Linked DNA regions of Mus musculus: all the other regions are linked to region 1. A link is a contact called in ENCODE POLR2A ChIA-PET data. All regions are on one chromosome and are shown on one strand. Each heading gives the region's core, a stretch centred on a gene start or an enhancer-like site at or near the end of the contact. The rest is flanking DNA. Distances are from core to core; before and after follow the strand shown. Region 1 holds the start of Zgpat (zinc finger, CCCH-type with G patch domain). Region 2 holds the start of Prpf6 (pre-mRNA splicing factor 6). Region 3 holds the start of Uckl1 (uridine-cytidine kinase 1-like 1). Region 4 holds the start of Dnajc5 (DnaJ heat shock protein family (Hsp40) member C5). Region 5 holds the start of Tpd52l2 (tumor protein D52-like 2).

Evidence for each region. ChIA-PET counts read pairs that join two places held with the same protein, here RNA polymerase II (POLR2A).
Region 2: POLR2A ChIA-PET joins it to region 1 with 27 read pairs in Patski. The contact joins the promoter of Prpf6 here to the promoter of Zgpat in region 1. POLR2A ChIA-PET finds 5 or more read pairs at or near these places in 2 of 5 experiments (Patski and embryonic stem cell).
Region 3: POLR2A ChIA-PET joins it to region 1 with 10 read pairs in Patski. The contact joins the promoter of Uckl1 here to the promoter of Zgpat in region 1. POLR2A ChIA-PET finds 5 or more read pairs at or near these places in 2 of 5 experiments (Patski and embryonic stem cell).
Region 4: POLR2A ChIA-PET joins it to region 1 with 18 read pairs in Patski. The contact joins the promoter of Dnajc5 here to the promoter of Zgpat in region 1. POLR2A ChIA-PET finds 5 or more read pairs at or near these places in 3 of 5 experiments (Patski and embryonic stem cell).
Region 5: POLR2A ChIA-PET joins it to region 1 with 10 read pairs in Patski. The contact joins the promoter of Tpd52l2 here to the promoter of Zgpat in region 1. POLR2A ChIA-PET finds 5 or more read pairs at or near these places in 3 of 5 experiments (Patski and embryonic stem cell).

Annotation. Positions count from the first base shown.
Region 1 is chr2:181,364,152-181,366,709 of GRCm38, forward strand. Zgpat (zinc finger, CCCH-type with G patch domain) reads left to right here and starts at 1,272. Exons shown (of 6, transcript NM_001048148.1): 1 at 1,272-2,101. The coding sequence starts at 1,521. It overlaps Arfrp1 (ADP-ribosylation factor related protein 1), which reads right to left and starts at 1,253. Exons shown (of 8, transcript NM_029702.4): 1 at 1,068-1,253; 2 at 454-560; 3 at 160-247. The coding sequence starts at 546.
Region 2 is chr2:181,600,032-181,602,589 of GRCm38, forward strand. Prpf6 (pre-mRNA splicing factor 6) reads left to right here and starts at 1,288. Exons shown (of 21, transcript NM_133701.2): 1 at 1,288-1,500. The coding sequence starts at 1,430.
Region 3 is chr2:181,580,684-181,583,241 of GRCm38, forward strand. It overlaps Uckl1 (uridine-cytidine kinase 1-like 1), which reads right to left and starts at 1,290. Exons shown (of 15, transcript NM_026765.3): 1 at 1,173-1,290. The coding sequence starts at 1,285. It overlaps Zfp512b (zinc finger protein 512B), which reads right to left. Exons shown (of 17, transcript NM_001164597.1): 17 at 1,420-2,558. All of the region lies in intron 2 of Uckl1os (uridine-cytidine kinase 1-like 1, opposite strand), which reads left to right.
Region 4 is chr2:181,519,193-181,521,750 of GRCm38, forward strand. Dnajc5 (DnaJ heat shock protein family (Hsp40) member C5) reads left to right here and starts at 1,293. Exons shown (of 5, transcript NM_016775.3): 1 at 1,293-1,505.
Region 5 is chr2:181,495,856-181,498,413 of GRCm38, forward strand. Tpd52l2 (tumor protein D52-like 2) reads left to right here and starts at 1,287. Exons shown (of 9, transcript NM_001373959.1): 1 at 1,287-1,477. The coding sequence starts at 1,459.

The DNA of each region.
Region 1 (2,558 bases), core at 22-2,521:
CTCCCCAGGATGGGACAAACCATTCTGGTACCAATCCTAGGGAACTTGAACACAGAATAGAAAGACAGGGTTTTGACCACTGGTCAGCTGGGTTGTGGACCTTACAGCATCCATCTCTAAGGGACCTCCTAAGATCATATCCCTAAGGTGCCCCCTTACTGTTTAGACCCACGGTAGTGGTGATTTTGGATAGACTCATCCCCTTGTAGTTCTTGTTAAAGCGTGTTTTTGACTGTTCCAGGAAAGTCTGAGGAAAAAAAGAGAGGGGGTTAGATAGCAGCAGCTAGAGTAGTTTTCTGGTGTCCTTCCCACCTATCCCTTCACACCCATGCAGCCATGCACGCCTCTGCCTGTGGCTTGATCTTCAGGAGGCTGGTGACTACTAACCTGTAGCCTTGGGGCGGGGGTTAGATCAGGCAGGGAATGGGAACTGGTGAGAGAGCAGGGACCTACCGTCTTCCCAGCATTGTCCAGGCCCAGGATCAGGATGCAGTATTCATCCTTCTGGAACATGTACTTGTACAATCCCGAAAGCAGCGTGTACATCCTGTTCTGGCACCCTGAGAGATGTCAATGTGTGTACCGGGGGCATCGGCCTCCTGCCCTGCCCGCTTCATCAGCGGTCCGCCTCTCCTGCTAGTTTTCAAATGTGTAGCCTCGCGGATCCTGACTCTTCGCCCCCATCCCGCCTCTTCTGTTAAAATCCCTGACCCTGATTCCCCCGATGCCATCGCTGACCACGTGCTAGACCTGGGCCACTCCCACTTAATGTCATCTTTCATAATGCACCATCAATTCGGAGTCCTGAAAAGCCCGTGGCGGCCTGCTCTGCTCCGCCTTCCTAAGGCTCCTCTTTCCGAACCCTCAACTCAGAACCAGGAAACGCGGCCGGCGACTTAAGTCTAGGAAGCGACCAGAGAGGCAGAGCTCCTGAGGAGGGTCGGCTTCGGCTTCCCGCCGCCGCCGGGCCCACGGAGCCTGGGAACCAGCAGCTGAAGCCACTTCCGTCCCCCTGTTCCAGGACTTTAGAACCCCGGCCCCTCAGTCCAGCTGAGGCCCACCCGTACCTGCTCAGATCTTGGAGGAGGAGCCGCCGCCGCCGCCGCCGCCGCCGCCGCGTTCCTAACCCCACCGACCTCACGCTGACCCCTCACAGTGCCTGACGGAACAAGGAGCGAAGGACGGAGCACGGGCGGAATCGCATCCCAGCGGCCCCCGCGCGCAGGTACTTCCGGCAGCTTCGGCTCTCCGGCGGAAGTGCCCGGCGGAGGGCAGAAGGCTAGCGCGTGAGCTTGGCTGGCGAGGGCGGAAGCCCTTCTAGCCTGCGAGCGCCGGCCGGAGGTGGGGTTGCGGGCCGCAGAGGACGGGGCGGGTGACGTGCAGGTCCCCCTCGGCGGAACCGCGGCCCTCCTCAGGCTCCCTAGCGGTTTTGGGGGCGGCGTTGCCCTGAGTTGTTCTTACTGCTCTTCCTCCTGTTTTTGTCTGCGGTAAAGGTTCCGAATCCTGCCTGCTGGGTCGGGATGGACGAGGACAACCTAGAGACTGCCCTGCAGACCTACCGGGCCCAGCTGCAGCAGGTAGAGCTGGCGCTCGGTGCTGGCCTAGACGCTTCTGAGCAGGCGGACCTGCGTCAGCTGCAGGGCGATCTAAAGGAGCTGATTGAGCTCACCGAGGCCAGCCTGTTGTCGGTCAGAAAGAGCAAGCTGCTGTCTACAGTGGACCAGGAGAGCCCAGCTCAAGAGGATGCTGAGTACCTGGCTTTCCAGAAGGCCATTGCGGAGGAAGTGGAAGCGCCCGGCGCCCCCTGCAATGACTCGGAGACGGCCCCTGGGAGCGAGGTGCAGCCGGGATCCACCTCCTCTGCACTGGAGGAGGAGGAGGAGGACCCAGATCTGGAGGAACTGAGCGGTGCTAAAGTGAATGCCCCCTACTACAGCGCTTGGGGCACGCTGGAGTATCACAACGCTATGGTAGTGGGCGCCGAAGAGGCGGAGGATGGTTCTGCGTGCGTCCGAGTCCTCTACCTATACCCTACCCACAAGTCCCTGAAGCCCTGTCCGTTCTTCCTGGAGGGAAAGTGCCGGTTCAAGGAGAACTGCAGGTAAAACCCTCTGCTGCTAGCAATGAAGGGCACGCAGTCGGGACCACCGCTGTGGCCTGTCGCCACAACTAGTTTGGCACCCAGCAGAGTTGGTAATAGAGTCCAAACCTTAGGTGACTGACAGGCTTTTACAGAAGTGTTCTCCGTGTGTTTACTTAGATTTTTCTTGCATACATCAAGAAGTTTGAAAGAGCTTATGTTGAAAAGATAGGGCAATCCTTCATCAATATTCTTCTCCAAGGTGTAAAACTTTTTTTTTCCCCTTTGAGATAGCAGTGTAGTAACTCTCGATGTCCTTGAATTCTTGATCCGTCAGCAACTCTACTACATCCTGAACGCCTTCAGTTTCCAAATGCTAGGATTACAGGTGGAGGCCACCACTTCTACTGGGCTACATCTCCAGCTCGGAACCTTTTTTCTTTTTTTCTCTTTTTAAAAATTTATTGACTATGCTGAG
Region 2 (2,558 bases), core at 38-2,537, 240 kb after region 1:
TTCAGCCGGTGTATGTTCCTTGGTTGGCGGTTCAGACTCTGAGAGCTCCAAGGGTCCAGGTTAGTTGACTCTGTTGGTCTTCCTGTGGAGTTCCTATCCCCTTCAGGACCCACAATCCTTTCCCCTGTTCTTCCATAAGAATCCTCAAGCTCAATCCACTGCTTGGCTGTTGGTGTCTGTATCTGTCTGAGTCAGCTACTAGCTCATTCTTTACTGGAGTATTTGCTGACCCTCATTTACGGACCACTTTGCTTTGAACTTCAGGCAATACTCCTATCTCTGTGAAGCCCCTCTGTCAGGCACAGTTCCCTGTGGGTCAGTGTTCACAGACTCAATCCTGCTCCTCCCTAAAAACCTGTCTAGGGAGCCAGGACTGCTTTAGTACCTCACTGAAAAGCATTGGCTGTAGAGGCCTGGTTGTCTGATCCAGCAGAGTCCAGGCTGCACAACTTGCAGTTTTTCCTGTCGGCCCTAGAGTCTGGTGCTCTCCCCATGTGTAGGAGGTGTAAGACAAGTGAGGCTGAGAGGCAGACTGTCTCAACGGGCTGAGACTGCTTTATTTAAACACTGAGGGCCCCTAACCTAAAAGGGCTGGGACATACACACAGAGTAGCTACCAGGAGTTTACAGCTATTTTTGAGGTTTAACTCGGAGCAGGGTTGTTTCCCAGGGGTGGCATACTGCTTCTGCAGGTAGACATCGCCGAGGCTAAGCAACTTTTTATAGCGTGGGGTTAATGCCCTGTACAGCCTAATTCACGGCCTGAAGCTATTATTACACAACAGGTGGGACTGGCATTGTGTTTCGGGAGGAGCTGCACACAGAAAATATCTGTGCAAAGTAGAGTGGTGTGAGTCCACTCAAGCCACTGGGCACACAATCACTCCCAAGCTTGTGACGCTGGCCCACACACTGTTGAGTGCACTATACATCTGTCCTCAGAAGGCGCGCGGGGGTTGGAGTGGTCCCGGATCTGATGGCGTAGTCTGGACCGTCGGTGGCCGCATACGGTTCAGTACAGTAAGGCTAGTCTGAAGTGGTTATGGTGGTTGAACTAAGTGGCTTCGCAGCCTTGCTTGCACCGGAACGCTCCTGAACAGGACTAATGCGTTCCGGCTCCGCGTCAAGGCTGGCATGAAAATCGAACCCACGTCCTTGTGGCGCGATACCGAATACCGTCACGCGCACGCGCGTCTTCCCGCAACAAACACTGCACACAGCGCTGGCCGGAAACACTTTGCAAACCCACATCTTTGACTTCCGCCCGAAGCTCTAGGTGGGCGGGGCTTTCCGTGACCCAGCTCTCTACTTCCGGTGCGCGGGTGACGTAGTGCCTGCATCTCTTACTGCTGCGACACCCGGAGGACTCTGAGTCTTCTGTCGTATACTTGCTCCCCTGCTTTTCTGTGTTTCGGTCAATAACACCGCCATGAACAAGAAGAAGAAGCCGTTCCTGGGCATGCCTGCGCCGCTGGGCTACGTACCCGGGCTGGGCAGGGGGTAAGGCAGTGGGGGGGAGTTTGCCCCGGGTAGGGTGCCTGGTGCCCTGGAACACAGCTCGCTCTTGGCCTATTTGAGAACGATTCTGGACTAGCAGCCACTAGAGCTAGAGAGACCGCGTCTCAAAATAAAACAAAAAACCAGGGGCTGGAGCTAGTGGCGCACGTCTCTAACCCCAGCATTGTTGTGGGGGGTGGGTGGGATGGGATGGGGCAGGGGCAGAGGCCTTCGTTTTTAAGTTAAGAGACCAGCCTCGTCTACATAGCGAATTACAAAACAGCCAGGGCTACACAGCGAGTTTCAGGACAGCTAGAATTACTTAACGAAACCTTGTCTCAAAAACAAGGTTAACTTTCACCGCCACAACTAGGTAATTTGGCATAATGCCTTTCCGACAAAGTGGGTATGCATGTATGTATGTATGTGTCGAAATATGTAGGTTCATGAGGCCTGACTACCACTCTAAGATATGACTGAGGGGTCTGAATCTCAGTGTCTTGGTGTCTGAAGTAATATCCGTAAGCGAGTTGGCTGTAAGAAGCAGTTGAGTCTTTGATGTATACAGTAAGAGTGTGCTATACCTTTCTTCCCTTAAACATTTTTCTCTAGGATGTGTGGCTGTAGGTCACCTGTTCAAATTCTCAGCCGTCTGGACAGAGATGGCAGTGCCACTAGTCATAAGGTGTTGGGTAGATGAATAGTATTTTTCCTACTTTTTATGCATTTGATTAGGGAAACATAAGTCTTCCTTGGTAATGGTAGGAGAAGGGAGGCATTCACAGCCGTTTTCAGAAGACTTGCAGTTCACAAGACAAGTTCGGTATTGGTATAAATAAGCACAAAAAGTAGGACAGAAGTCAAGAGATATTCAGCAGTGTGGCATTTTAGTTGGGTTTACGAAGTGTCAGATTTTGGGGGAGTAAAGGAAAAACGTGGAATTTGGTATAGGCACATAAAAAGGCAAGTAGGTGGCTGGTGAAGTGGCTCAGAGGGTAAAGGCTCTGTCAACCCTGAGTTTGAGTTCCCAGAATTCACGAGGTAGGAGGAGAGAACTGATT
Region 3 (2,558 bases), core at 40-2,539, 220 kb after region 1:
TCCCCCCCCCCCCCCCAAGGCTCTGGGTGAGTACCTATTAACTTCTCTCCACTCTCTAATCCCAAATCCATCTCCACTTTGCATATCGACATGAAAGCCAATGGCGGTGCTGGCTAAGGTCAGACAACTCCAAGGAAAAGGCCTCAGGGGCAGGCAGATAGGGAGCCAGGTGCTGGGAAAGGCAATAGGAGAAACCTCAAGCTGGGCTTTAGTCTACCAGCGACTCCCTCCCCTACTGCTGCCAGTGCCTGAGGCACCAGGGCAGTTTGTATCTTCTCAAGGTGTATCCCCAGGAACCTTCGGAGGAGGAATTTGGCCACGGCCTCACAAAGTCTGACTCCTGGTCAGAATGCCTGGAGTGTGTGAACTAGCTGGGATTCACCTCATCCACTGCCAGCACCTCACTTTCTAAAGGCGTCCGGGGTTACAGCTTCTCAGGCGGTGCACTGTGGCATGCAAAGCCGGAAGACATTTGGCCTTCAACTGACTCATACAGACCGGAAGAGGTGTCACGAGCAGTTTCCAAGCATGGTCACTGCCCCCTGGCGGCCACGACCTAGAGTTGCTACAAGTGATGATCAGGCCGAGTGAAGACAAGGACCCTTAAGTCTCCTACTTCCTACAAGGACCCTTATCTCCCCTTCCATTCTCCTGAAAGCCTCGAAAGTCTCAAAGGCCCCCAAACTCTCGGACAGGTGGCAATCACCACCCCATCTTACATTCACAAGCACCACTGGCCGCCAGGTGCAACTTTGCGCTCAATTTCGACGAACTCAGAAGGTCGAACACGCCTACCGCCCAGCTGGGGGCCCAGAGCCAAGTGCGCACCCACTAGGAACAGAGACCCACGCTAAAGATGTCAAACAGGTTTCCATTCTCAGTGCCTCCAAAAGCTGGAGCTTGGGCCAGTTCCGCCTTCCGTCCGCTGGGGCCCTCCAGGTCGTCTGCCACCTCCCTCTCCCTGGCAGGGGGTGGCTGACACATAGCCCAGGAGGCCCCAGGGCGCTGGAGAGCCGCCGAAACCTGTCCAGGATCCACAAGGCTGTAGAGATCAAGCTGCCCATCTATGGAGATGCCGGGAGCCGTCCCGGCTCTAGGAAGAGATGCAAGCCGTGCTCCGACCCCTCCCAAGAGACAAGCGCGGCCCCTGCCTTATTCAGGCCCGCGCCTACCGGTCCTCGCACGCCGTTTCATTCTGCTCGGCCTGGCGGCCAGGCACGTCTGGGGCCACAGCAGACTGCAGGGGCGAAGGGGCGGCGCTCATTGAGGCCGGCGGCGCAGCCATGGCGTCCCGAACCTGGCGGAGGCCGGGGAGGCGCACCGGGAGGCAGGCACGCTGCGGACTACAATCCCCACAAGGCCGTGCGGCAAGCCCCGAGAATGACCTTTGCCTCAACACAAACTCAGCCACACAAAATCCCTGGAAAAAAAAAATCAATAAACATTTATTTGATACAGTGACTTTAATACATAGTTGATGGCCCACCACCGCACCACTCCGGGCCAGGGGATGAGGATGAGGACAGATGACCACAAGGCGGGCAGGACCAAAGCTCACCTCAAAACATCTTGCAAATAAAACACTTTGTAGATAGAATATATATGCATGTATATCTATGGTTACAAGTGATAGCCAGAAATGCACTTGTGTAATGAGAACTGCATTATAACCAAACCAAGGAACCCAAAGTTTAGGAGGCGCTGCAGTCAGGTATGTGGGGTGACCTGGGAAACCAGGTCTCCAGGGCAAGGGACCTGGGTTTCACCCAACAGGGGAACAGCTCTCCCTTCAGAACCACCATAGGGACAGGAAGATCCCAAAGCCTCCAGGAGGCACCATCATCTGCCTGTGCAGGAACATAAAGTGCACCCTGGTTCTGCATGAAATGTCTGCCCTTGGCACTTCTGTTTTTTTAGGGCAGGGCAAGCGCTGAGCCAGAGGTAGATCTGTAGAGACCCTGACTTTTGCATTTTGCCAAGGACCCAGGGTTGGTTTGGCCCTCTAAGTCTATGCCCACCCACCTTCTGTAGCTCTGCCATGATGGTCCCTCTTACTGAGGATCTGTGTAGGCTGGTGGTTACCTTTGGGCCATAGTAGGGAGGTGGGCAGACCGATGAGCCCTGCCACCATGGAAGAGCTTTACAGTCTAGTTTGCCACTACTTACCAGTCACCACAGGCTGGTACCTATCCAACTGCAGCTTTTGACAGCTGCCCCAAAACTGACCTCAAAGACTGAGTTAAAGTGCTAACATCAAGTTACCCAGAACAGTCCCATAGCAAGGCTGTATATGGGCTTTCTGGTTCGTCCTGGAAAACTCAGCCCCCAGCAAACCCAGGTCCTACTTCTCCCTACAAGTGCCAAGTACCTGAGAGGCTAGGGTGGATGGTCACACCCCACAGAGGTGTTGTGAAAAGTGCACTTTGGCCCCCTTCCCTTCCACAGTTGCACACAACCACTCCAAAGCCCCAGCCTACCCTTTGACACTGGATCATACCCACCTCTGTAGCCACCTCTGACCACATCAAAGTGTGTAGGAATTGGAGAGTCCATTCAAC
Region 4 (2,558 bases), core at 43-2,542, 160 kb after region 1:
AGAAATTGAAACTGATCAGAATGCAGATTGGTGGAGCCCAGTCCCCACAGATAGAACTCCACCACAAGTCCTGAACTTAAGGCTCAGAGATCATTGTGGAAGAAGGGGAGGAAAAGCTGCAACAACCAGAGGACCAGACAGTTCGCTCTAAGATTTATCTCCTTAAAATGTCAGAGAAGCTACATCCGTGAAGTAACATAACCAACATGGCTGCCTAACTGACCTGAGCAAGGACAACATCAGCTAAGCATGGTGTAAGGGAGAAAGCGCACAGGGCCTCAATCCTAGCTAACTAAGGAATTCTGAGAGCTGGAGAAATAATCAGTTTTAGGGAAGAACATAGAAATTGGTTTTCCCATAGCAAATGATCAGCCTTGAAAACATATACCTACTTAACATACAGACTGAATAGGCTGTATTTATATATTTAGGAGCTATATCACAACAAAGAAGAGGCTATGAATTTGAAAGGGTGAGTGTGTGTGTGTGTGTGTGTGTGTGAATATGAGAGGTTTGGAGAGAGGCAGGGGAAAAATGATGTAATTATAATCCAAAAAGATTATAAGAAAAAATGGTGGGCAGGCAAGAATGAAAGTAAAGCTGTAGGAACACTGGCCAGGAAGATTGGTAGCTCTGGAATAAAAAAGCACAGCACTTGAAATTGTTTGTTACAGCGTAAGTAGGCAAGGGTCACTAGGTTTATTACTTAGTAAGTGAACAGAGTGAACAAGGATTGTATGAGACAGAGTGGGAAGAAAAGTCCTTAACCGTCCACGCATATCATTGCAGACGATTCCTAAAGGATCGCTAAATAATGGCGGTTGATTTTTCAGTGACTGGGAAGAAAGGCAGGAAAGTCTTTTCTGGGTGGTCTCCAGGGATGAACGAAAATGTCAGTCCCAAGGCAGTACCTTGAGACGAAAATGAAGGTCTCCCTCTCTAGTTTTTTGGTAAGTAGTAATAAATTTTTTGAGGCTTATATGAAGCACTGAGCAAACAACTGGAAGAAGAGCAGTTTTACTCGCGGAGTGCCACTTGCCTGCCTTCCAGAGGCGAACCCGCAAGCCTAGGCCTTGCCTCTGCTCCCGGGCTGTAGCTTCCGGCTTAGTAGCTGCAGGCTCCGCCCACCACCTTAACCCTTCCCGGTGATCGTCAACTGGGGCGCAACCTTTCGGGGACCGAGTTCTACCGGAGCTCCGGAGCTTTCGTGCGGCGCTGCCACATTGGCTCCGACTATGGGCGGGGCCTCAGTGTTGGGTTCTAGGCGCTTGCGCAGCCAGCTCTGACCTGCCAGAACACACGTCTTTTTCCGGGGGCGCGCGTGCCAGTGAGTGAGCGTGCGCGTTCTTGCTGCCGCCAGTGTTGCTTCCGCCGTCCTCTGCCGCTGCTACGGCTGTCGCCGCCCGGGATCCTCAGGCCGAGCAGTAGGCCGGCCGGCTGCCCACCACTGCCCCGGGACGGAAAGCGGAGCCGCGGAACCGGTGGACCGGCGGGCGTGCCGACAGGTGAGCTCACTCTCCAGTGGCTCTCAAATTAGGTGGGGCCGCGGGGTTCAAGCTGCCGGAGCCGGGCAAAGGGGAGGGGAAGTGGGGCGAGGGCGCCGCAGCAGGAGGTGAAAGCTGCCCGCAGCGGAAATGGCGGCGACCCTCAGCAGCGGCGGCGAGCCCGGCCCTGGGCACCACTAGGCCCTGCTCGACCTTGCGCACGGCGGGGCGGCGCGGAGACGAGGCTTTCCGGGCCAACTCCGGTTCGCACGCGCGGCCGCCTCCGCGGCTCCCGGAACGCAGAAACTGGTGTGTAGGGAGGCGGGCAGTAAAGGCTCCGAGGCTTGTTCACATTCTGGGACGCAGAAATTGCCTTATAGTTGTAAATTTCAAAGGCATTTGATGTATAAAAAAACCCCTAGTTTATATACCTAGGGACGACATTTTAAGAGGCGATTTTGTGTCGTGCTCTTTGGGGAGAGAATTAGGGACTCATTCGTTTAGGCTCCAACTTGTGTTATATGGCTGGATTAAAGACTTGTTTTTCCTTGTGTCTAGGAGATGATTTCTCCGAATTCATTAAGTGCATCTTCGGAAAAATAATGCAAAAGGTAGCTTTAATTTGTTTTCAGATTGGACTTTGGGGAAATTGGGTCGCCGTTTGTTGGACGCTCAGCTGATCATTCATCCTTTATAGGCAGTGTGTCTCAATTGCTAGTGGTTTGTCTGTTTAAACATCAAAACGCTACTTAATAACACAAAGAATTATATTGTCCCATATATTGTCGTGGTTGCCTAAAGACAAAACTCTAATCGTAGGATAATTTTGTTCATTTATTTGCTTTCTTTAAGGAAAGCGTGATCTGTTAGGTGACATTAAAAGCCAGGACTTTCCGCAGTTTCTAACTTAATATGTGTTACGAATCTGTTACCTGTATCAGTATTTTCATACTTAGGCTGGCCCTGTGTGTGTGGACCGCAAGTGTGGAGCCAGTGGAGCCTCTAAATTCGTTCGGGTTTGGGAACAGGGTACCTGCCCTTGGATTCTTTAAGCACCGTGCCGCACAATCTCTT
Region 5 (2,558 bases), core at 37-2,536, 130 kb after region 1:
GTGGGACAATTCTGAAAGAGGGGGAATATTGTTTTAAGGATTTTTTTTCTTCTGAAAAATATTAAGGGCCAAAAGAAATTGGAAGGCTTGCTTTTAGCAGAGAGTTGCCCAATGGTCACGACTTCCTCATTTGGAATGGGGCGGGGGGGCACTCTTGTTCTCCTGTCAGTGTTGACACACTAAAACCATAAGAACCTCAAAGCTCGGGGCTGGTGAGATGGCTCAGTGGGTAAGAGCACCCGACTGCTCTTCCGAAGGTCAGGAGTTCAAATCCCAGCAACCACATGGTGGCTCACAACCATCTGATCACGAGATCTGACGCCCTCTTCTGGCGTGTCTGAAGACAGCTACAGTGTACTTACATATAATAAATAAATAAATCAAAAAAAAAAAAAAGAACCTCAAAGCTCTGGAGTGATCTTTGGAAATTTACTTTAGCCTCAGTTTGCTCATCTGTAAACTGGGAGGGGGCGCCAGTGCTGGCTCACCTGATGCTGTGAAAAGAAAGTGAGAAAATACCGGAGTGCTTACACTGGGCTGGGCTTCAGTTATTTGGAGGGTCCAACAGGTCCCTGAGGTGTTCAGTGCTGTGTGAACTCTTCCAGTACCAGAATACAAGCCGCCCAGCAGCCCCCAAACAGCTGGCCTACTAGTGTGGGAATCCAGCTGGAGACAGCGGCACCTGCAGGGCAAGAAGACGAATCGCGCTCTCTACACTTTTAGTGCACTCCCTAGACAATAAAAAGTCTCCATAAAGAGGTTGCAAAAGCAAGTTAATTGGTACAATGTTTGCCCAGTATGCATTAAGCTCTGAATTCTCGATCCCCAATACGGTATAAATCAGCTGTGATGGTTTGCTCCTGTAATTCTAGCTCTAGGTAGGTGGACGCAGGAAGATCACAGTAAATTCAAGGTCGTCCTTTGCTGCAAGCAACCTGACTCAAAAACCAAAAGAATTTACAGGGGGTGGGGAGAGGTTGACAGGGGACTGGGGAGTACATAGGCCTGAGTTTGACCTGTCGAGGTGCAAAGTCAGAAGTCTTGTGGGCAGCCGAGGTTAAAGGTGGGAAGTCGGCGAACTGCAACACAATCCGAACCACCCATGCCTCGAGCTTCAGCTGTTCTGCCCTTTTTCACCCTAGAATCTTACTGTGGAACCAGACTAGAAGCATTGCTTCCTGCTTCGCTGCAGTCTGACCTATCAAATTGAAAGATTTGTCTTAGGTGGGGCCAGAAGACGTTCTTATTGGACACTACTTCACCGAGGGCGGGAAGAAGGCGGAGTACGAACCCGAGCGGAAGGAAGGCGGCGCGTCGCTGATTACGTAAGCGACTGCGGCCCTACAGTTCCACTGGCTCGTGTGTACGAAGCTGCCAGCTTGCAGTCCTCGGGGCTGGGCTCCTGTAGGACCTGCGATCCCAGCACCGACGCCAGCTACACCCAGCTGCCGCCTGAACATGGACTCTGCTAGCCAAGGTACCCGCACCGTGGATGGGCAGGGGCTGTGCCGCATTCCCGCCCTCCGAGTCGCGACTCGGCCCCCCCTCAGCCTCTGCCAAACCAATCCGCTGTTTCTCTTCGGCCAAGAGGCCCTTGACCTCAAGGCTCCCGATGGTCTTGCTGTGTGTGCCCTGGCGCCTCGGCCTCCCTTCGGAGCACTGCGAAGCGGCGTTCCTCGGCTCCCTCTCAGTTCCTAGAGTTTCATAACTCCAGACATTTCTCCTTAATGCGCTTCACCCTCTGTCCTCTCGCTGGCTCTGCAGCTCTTTATCTTTCGTTGGGCCGTAGGGGATACCACATCTGGTGCTAGGCTCCTGCGGAGACGTTGTGGGCGGCTCCCTACGGGGAAGGGGCGGTGCAACTATCCTTGTGTTTGGAGCAGCGCCTCTTGGGTGGTAACGCCACTGTAGCCTACTTAGAGATTCTCAAGGGAGAAGGGTTGAGTGAGTCAGGGGCACACCCAGAACACCAGATCTGTTGCCAAAACAGACACCTGAGGCCAGTAAGGAGTTGCTACGGAGAAGTGTGGTTCAGGCTCAGGAGATTAAAATCTTGAGAAGGTGGTACACTGGGGATGCTTACTTAACTACACTGGCTAAATTAAAAAAAAACCTTTCTACTGTTTGGCTTGCACTAACACATTACCTAAGCATTAGAATTTTGGGTTTTTATACATTCTGGATTTTTTTTTCTACTGTGAAGGGAATTTGCAAATTCAGAAGGCTATCTACTGTTTTATTTTCATCTTTAAGTAGTAGATTCTGGTCCCTGGAATGACACTGCTAAGGATGTGACTCAGTCATTGTTGTGTGACAAAATGTTTCCTGGGAAGCCAGGTGTGGTGGCACACGCCTTTAATCCCAGCACTTGGGAGGCAGAGACAGGCAGATTTTTGAGTTGGAGACCAGCCTGGTCTACAAAGTGAGTTCCAGGACAGCCAAGACTATACAGAGAAACCCTGTCTCGAAAAACAAAAACAACCCCCCCCCCAAAAAAAAAAACCTTTCCTGGAAGATGCATCACACATCTATCTACTCATCCCAGCTAGGGAACTCAG